Regions from separate parts of the Homo sapiens genome. Here region 2 is linked to region 1. The links are chromatin contacts, found by Hi-C or POLR2A ChIA-PET in ENCODE. All regions are on one chromosome and are shown on one strand. Each heading gives the region's core, a stretch centred on a gene start or an enhancer-like site at or near the end of the contact. The rest is flanking DNA. Distances are from core to core; before and after follow the strand shown. Region 1 holds the start of IFNAR1 (interferon alpha and beta receptor subunit 1). Region 2 has its middle 20 kb from the start of IFNGR2.

What was found. Hi-C counts contacts between places; a loop is a spot of excess contacts on that map. ChIA-PET counts read pairs that join two places held with the same protein, here RNA polymerase II (POLR2A). Pooled maps may share reads with other maps.
Region 2: a map of B cell shows a loop between it and region 1 (12-fold over the local background). The contact joins the enhancer-like site here to the promoter of IFNAR1 in region 1. A Hi-C loop is called at or near these places in 13 of 168 maps with a recorded cell type or tissue (B cell, CD4-positive, alpha-beta memory T cell, CD8-positive, alpha-beta T cell and 8 more), 26 of 37 single-sample maps with no recorded cell type and 25 of 50 pooled maps. POLR2A ChIA-PET finds 5 or more read pairs at or near these places in 24 of 52 experiments (A673, B cell, CD4-positive, alpha-beta T cell and 19 more).

Annotation. Positions count from the first base shown.
Region 1 is chr21:33,323,271-33,326,555 of GRCh38, forward strand. It overlaps IFNAR1 (interferon alpha and beta receptor subunit 1), which reads left to right and starts at 1,700. Exons shown (of 11, transcript NM_000629.3): 1 at 1,700-1,861. The coding sequence starts at 1,786. RefSeq lists promoters at 404-1,687, 1,041-1,711, enhancers at 724-1,626, 914-1,123, 1,344-1,393, 1,627-2,528 and cis regulatory regions at 1,132, 1,623-1,632, 1,689.
Region 2 is chr21:33,381,428-33,384,712 of GRCh38, forward strand. No RefSeq gene overlaps it. Among named protein-coding and RNA genes, the nearest start is that of IFNGR2, 20 kb to the right of the region's middle. RefSeq lists enhancers at 1,579-1,938, 1,756-2,050. Within about 2 kb of position 1,789, at least 37 of the 41 ENCODE cell types and tissues checked have a DNase peak (open chromatin) inside an H3K27ac peak, as active enhancers do; they include B cell, CD4-positive, alpha-beta T cell, CD8-positive, alpha-beta T cell and 6 more, where a contact is called at or near this core.

The DNA of each region.
Region 1 (3,285 bases), core at 450-2,949:
TATGGCATATATATATGGCATATATATATATGGCATATATATATGGCATATATATATGGCATATATATATGGCATATATATATGGCATATATATATGGCTATAGAGATGGCATATATATATGGCATATAGAGATGGCATATAGAGATGGCATATAGAGATGGCATATAGAGATGGCATATAGAGATGGCATATAGAGATGGCATATAGAGATGGCATATAGAGATGGAATATAGAGATGGAATATATATGGCATATAGAGATGGAATATATATGGCATATAGAGATGGAATATATATGGCATATAGAGATGGCATATAGAGATGGAATATAGAGATGGAATATAGAGATGGAATAGATATGGAATATAGAGATGGAATAGATATGGAATATAGAGATGGAATAGAGATGGAATATAGAGATGGAATATAGAGATGGGATATAGAGATGGGATATAGAGATGGGATATAGAGATGGGATATAGAGATGGGATATAGAGATGGGATATAGTGATGGAATATAGAGATGGGATATAGAGATGGAATAGATATGGAATATAGAGATGGAATAGATATGGAATATAGAGATGGAATAGATATGGAATATAGAGATGGAATATAGAGATGGGATATAGAGATGGGATATAGAGATGGAATATAGAGATGGGATATAGAGATGGAATATAGAGATGGGATATAGAGATGGAATATAGTGATGGGATATAGAGATGGAATATATAGATGGAATATAGAGATGGAATATATAGATGGAATACATATATATTCCATTGCATTGTTCTTTACAAACATTCATTTAATTATGTAATTGCTAATTAATTGCTTGGTTGTTATAACAACGAAGTATTTGATTCCTTATTTTATCTCATCATTTAAATTTTATTTCGCATATTTTCACAATGCACTGGATCTATTACTGAGGAATTTAATTAAATAATCATTCGAACCATGGGCTCGAATTGTTTACTGATAAAGCCCGACGACCAAAACAGCCTAGCGACTGCTGTTTGGAGCCCCTCGGCCCAGGGCCCGTGGCTGTTCTCTCCAAGGGACCATCTCGCCCCTCAGCCAAGTCGCCCGGAAAACGAGCGCTCGACCGCCTCTGCCCCGCTCTCGCTCTGCACACAGCAACGGTCTGGTCGCTCAGCCACTTCCTCCTTCCAGCCTCATCTGGTTCCCAGGCCGCTGGGGACTCCCAACGCCACTGTCCAAGACTCTAGGGTCAGCAAGCGCCCCGGGCGGAGAAGGGCGAGGACGAAGAGCGCCGGGCCGCGACCAGGAGCCCACCCGCGCCCTCCGACTGCAGACATGGGGAAGAGACGCGGGAACTCCAAAGTCGCTGGGTCTGCGCAGGTGTGTGCCGCGATCCTGTGAAGGTCAAGGCCTCCTGTGAGGGGGAGTCGTCCTGGAATGCGATGGTGAAGTGCTCCAGACCGGCCATAGGCCGGAAAGAGTGAGGAAGAAGAGAATGCAGGAGGCCTGCGATTTCTAAGGCGCGCGCGCACAGGGGTGCTGCAATTAGGATGGGGCAATGGGAGCTTGGAGAAGGGGTGCTAGCTAGGAGGAAAGGCGCGTGCGTGGAGGAACGGCGCGTGCGCGGAGGGGCGGTGTGTGTGTCAGAAGAGGCGGCGCGTGCGTAGAGGGGCGGTGAGAGCTAAGAGGGGCAGCGCGTGTGCAGAGGGGCGGTGTGACTTAGGACGGGGCGATGGCGGCTGAGAGGAGCTGCGCGTGCGCGAACATGTAACTGGTGGGATCTGCGGCGGCTCCCAGATGATGGTCGTCCTCCTGGGCGCGACGACCCTAGTGCTCGTCGCCGTGGCGCCATGGGTGTTGTCCGCAGCCGCAGGTGAGAGGCGGGGAGGAGAGTCTTGGCGCAGGGCGGGAGGTAGGGCACGCAGCTGGGCTACGGGGGCGGCGATGCTGTTGGGGGCGACAGACGCCCAGTCTGGGAAACCTTCGGTCCACTTTGCCGCGCCAAAGATTAAACCCGACCTGGGCTCGCAAATCAACCAGGAGAAAGTGGTGTTCTGGGTCCTCTCTTGCCGCTTGCCTGTGGCCGTGTACGGGTCCTCGGGAGCGCCCGGGTCCCACCCCCGTGAAATGGCGGTGCCAGAGCTTTGTGTCGAGTTTGATTCTTTCCGGGAAAGTACCGCGGCTCCGCTGGTCTGTTTGATAATAAACAAAACATTTCCCGAAATGCATTTCCTCAATCTGGTGAATAGGCGCCCAGTCCCACGGGGGAGTGAGCTAAGTGTGGCCAGGATTTCTCTGCCCTCAGGATTCATACAGGCCAATAAAAAATGACAGTCGGAGTGACTGAAGCATAATTGTCAGTTCTCGAGGTTTACTAAGCCTGCTTCAGGGCGCATCCGGGAAAAACGTGAGCCACAAACACGTCTGTGACTGGTTTTCCAGAGGTTTTCAGGAGGTGGGGCAGGAAGGCAGTAAGGCAAATAGTTCTGTGAGAATTTAGTTAGTGCCCAAGAAATCTGTATTTTAAGATACCATGAGTGTCTTGAAGAGAAAAAGAGAGTAAAGGGAGTCAGTTATGCAGATGCCTCTGGGTAGATGGAGTCTTGACTTTGTTTTGCACCTGAGAAGATAAGCTTGTAATTGACATGGTCAGTGTGGAAGGCCTGAACTAGTTTTTCAGATTAACTTTGGAATGCCATTTGTTGAGAGGAGAGGTCCATTCACATTGTTGGGGGGCTTAGAATTTTATTTTTGGTTTACTTAACTACCTACTTTTTTCCCAAAGAAATAATCATGTTCAAAACTCAATGAAATGTTATCTCAATGAGATTGTAATGTTGCTCAGTCTTTCAGAAGTCATAAAAATAGTCATACTTTTTAAACTAGTAAATGCAATTCTAGGACCCAAGACTAAGAAAACTGTCCAAAATATGGGAAGACATTTTTATTTATACTTTTTTTTTTTTTTTTTTGAGACAGCCTGTTGCCCAGGCTGGTGTGCAGAGGCGTGATCTCAGCTCACTGCAACCTCTGCCTCCCAGGTTCAGGCGATTCTCCTGCCTCAGCCTCTTGAGTAGCTGGAATTACAGGTGCACGCCACCACATCCGGCTATTTTTTGTATTTCTAGTAGAGATGGGGTTTTGCCATGTTGGCCAGGCTGGTCTCGAACTCCTGACCTCAAACAATCCACTTCAGCCTCCCAAAGTGCTGGGATTACAGGTGTGAGCCACCACGCCCGATCTATTTATGTTTTAGACTTTAGTTTTAGGAACTAGACTTAGGTTGTAGACCTGAAG
Region 2 (3,285 bases), core at 539-3,038, 58 kb after region 1:
ATCACAGCTCACTGCAGCCTCACCCTCCTGGGCTCAAGCAATCCTCCCACTTTAGCCTCCTGAGTAGCTGGGACTACAGGCATGAGCCACCACATCCAGCTAATTTTTTTTTCTTTTTTTTTTTTGTAAAGATGGGGGTTTCCACATTGCCCAGGCTGGTCTCAAACTCCTGGGCTCAAGTGATCCACTGCCCTCGACCTCCCAAACTGCTGGGTGCTGGGATTACAGGCGTGAGCCACCACTCCCAGTCTAGGGGCCCACTTTCGAATCACAAGCAGCCACTTTCTGGAAGGCACCTCATCACGCATTGGCAGGGCTATGTCCCTCACAGGTTGCCCCAGATGACGGTCTTCCCAAGTGACTTCTGCTCCAGGTCCACTGTTCAGGCTCCCCTTGGTCCTACCCCTCCAGACATCCAGCCTTGGGGGGATCCTGGGCCCCTACTGTTCTTTCCTATATCAGCCTCAGCCAAGCTCTCCTCACCCCTCAATCCATCAGATGTCCTCCAGTGACATTGAACTTCAAAGAAAGAGCAGAGGCCAGGTGTGGTGGCTCATGTCTGTAATCCCAGCACTTTGGGAGGCTGAGGTGAGTGGATCACCTGAGGTCAGGAGTTCAAGACCAGCCTGCCCAACATGGTGAAACTCTGTCTCTACTAAAAATACAAAAAAATTAGCCGAGCATGGTGGCGGGCACCTGTAATCCCAGCTACTCGGGAGGCTGAGGCAGGAGAATTGCTTGAACCTGGGAGGTGGAGGTTGCAGTGAGCCGAGATTGTGCTACTACACTCCTGCCTGGGCGGCAGAGACCCTGTCTCAAAAAAAAAAAAGAAAGAAAGAAAAGAAGAAAGGGAGGGAGGAAGGAAGGAAGGAAGGAAGGAAAAAGAAAAGTAAAGAACAGAAAAAGAAGAAAGGAAAAGAAAAGAAAGGAAAAGAAAAGAAGGGAAGAAGGAAAGAGCAGAGAGGCCCAGTCGCTCTTCTCAGAGTCTCCGTGGCATCTCGGTAGATTTGCTGATCCCTTTACATAACCCAAGTTGAGGCATGCCCTAATTTCACCCACAAATGCTACTAAGCCCAGGCCCTTATCCAGCCAAAACCATCCTGCCAAGCTCCCACCACCACCATCAGCATCATTTTCAGGTTGTTGGTCATCACTGGTTGTTGGTCATCACTGGTTGTTGGTCATCTATGTCACCTAACAGGCCACTCATGACGTTAGCCCTTGACTTCAAAAAGGACCTCAAAGAAAATTCCAGTTTTCACTCCAAAAGGAGAAATCAGGCCGAGCTGTGATGGCTCATGCCTGTATTCCCAGCACTATGGGAGGCTGAGGCAGGCGGATCGCTTGAGCCCAGGAGTTTGAGACCACCCTGGGCAAACCTATCTTTCCAAAAAAATACAAAAAGATTAGCTGGGCATGGTGGTGCGTGCCTGTAGTCTCAGCTAGTCAGGAGGCTGAGGTGGGAGGATCACTTAAGCCTGGAAGGTTGAGGCTGCAGTGAGCGGTGATGGTGCCACTGCACTCCAGCCTGGATAACAGAGCAAGATGCTGTCTCAAAAACTAGCAAACGAAACAAAAGGAGAAACTGCTGGCAGCCCCTAATCTAGTACTGTCCCGGCTCCACCCACCTTCAGATCCAGCCTCCTCCCCTGGCACACGGGAGCCCCCTCCTCTGACTGTGCTGAAAGTGAGGGAAGATCCCCTCTGGGGAGAGAGCTGTAGCCTTGACCTCTGCACACCTTACTTATCCAGAGCACGAGGCAGGGCCGCTGACTCATCCTGGTTTACCCTGGGCTTTCCCAGTTTCAGCACTGAAAGTCCCGCATCTGGAAAAGCCCCTGAGTCGCTGACAAACCAGACAGTCCGGACCATGCAAAGCACAGTGCATGGTGCTTTAGCCACAAAGTTGATTGAAAAGTCAGAGGCAGTGAGCCACAGGAAGCGCCACGTGACCCAGACTGCGAGGAGGACACAGGAAACCAACCCTCACTGTGTCCTGCTAGGGGGTTAACCCGTCTACAAGCATCAGGGTTGCCATTTCAGAGATCAGCAAACTGAACAGCAGTCGTGACTTGTCCTCGCCTGCAAGACAAGCGAGTAACAAATCCATGAAGGGAAGGACACGGAATTGAGCAAGGGGGCAGGGCCGGATGTCATTTTGGCGTTTTTTTTTCTTTCAGTGATTGAGGTAAAATTCACATAACATAAATTAACCATTTTAAAGTGTACGATTCAGAGGCATTTGGTACATTCACACTGTTGTGCAAGCACCACCTGTATCTCGTTCCAAAATATTTTCACTTCCCCAAAAGGAAACTGTGTCCCCATCAAGCAGCCACACCCTACTCCCTCACCCCCGCCCCCAGCCTCTGACAACCACCAATGTACCTTTTGTCTCTATGGATTTGCCTTTACTGAACAATTCATAGTAATGGAACCATACAATATGTAGTCCTTTGCGACTGGCTTTTTTTACTCAGCATCAATTTTTTTTTCTTTTTCTTCGAGACAGAGTCTTGCTCTGTCACCCCGGCTGGAGTGCAGTGGCATGATCTCGGCTCACTGCAACCTCCACCTCCTGGGCTCAAGCGATTCACATGCTTCAGCCTTCTGAGTAGCTGGGACTGCAGGTGTGCACCACCATGCATGGCTAAATTTTTTTTTTTTTTTTTTTTTTTTTTTTTTTTTTTTTTTTAGAGAGGGAGGTCTTACTACATTGCCCAGACTGGTCTCAAACTCCTGGCCTCAAGCAATCCTCCTTCCTCGGCTTCTCAAAGTGCTGGGATTACAGGCTTGAGCCATCACGCCCAGCCTATCATCCTAGTTTTGTTTTTTGGGTTTTTTGTTTGTTGGTTGGTTTGTTTGTTTGTTTTTGAGACCTAGTTTCACTCTTGTCACCCAGGCTGGAGTGCAATGGTGCAATCTTGGCTCACTGCAACCTCCGCCTCCTGGGTTCAAGTGATTCTCCTGCCTCAGCCTCTCAAGTAGTTGTGACTACAAGCATGCGCCACCACACCTGGCTAATTTTTGTATTTTTAGTAGAGACAGGGTTTCACCATATTGTCCAGCCTGATCTCAAACCCCTGATCTCAAGTGATCCTCCCACTTTGGCCTCCCAAAGTGCTGGGATTTCAAGTGTGAGCCACCGTGCCCGGCTGCCTCATCAATTCTCTATAAACAGTTATTAATGAGAAGTCAGTTGAGCTGTTTCTATGTATTTGTTTCCAGAAAGAAACAGGGTGCACCTAGACCACCCTGGACCTCAGTAAAAGGCTCTCTTCCCTT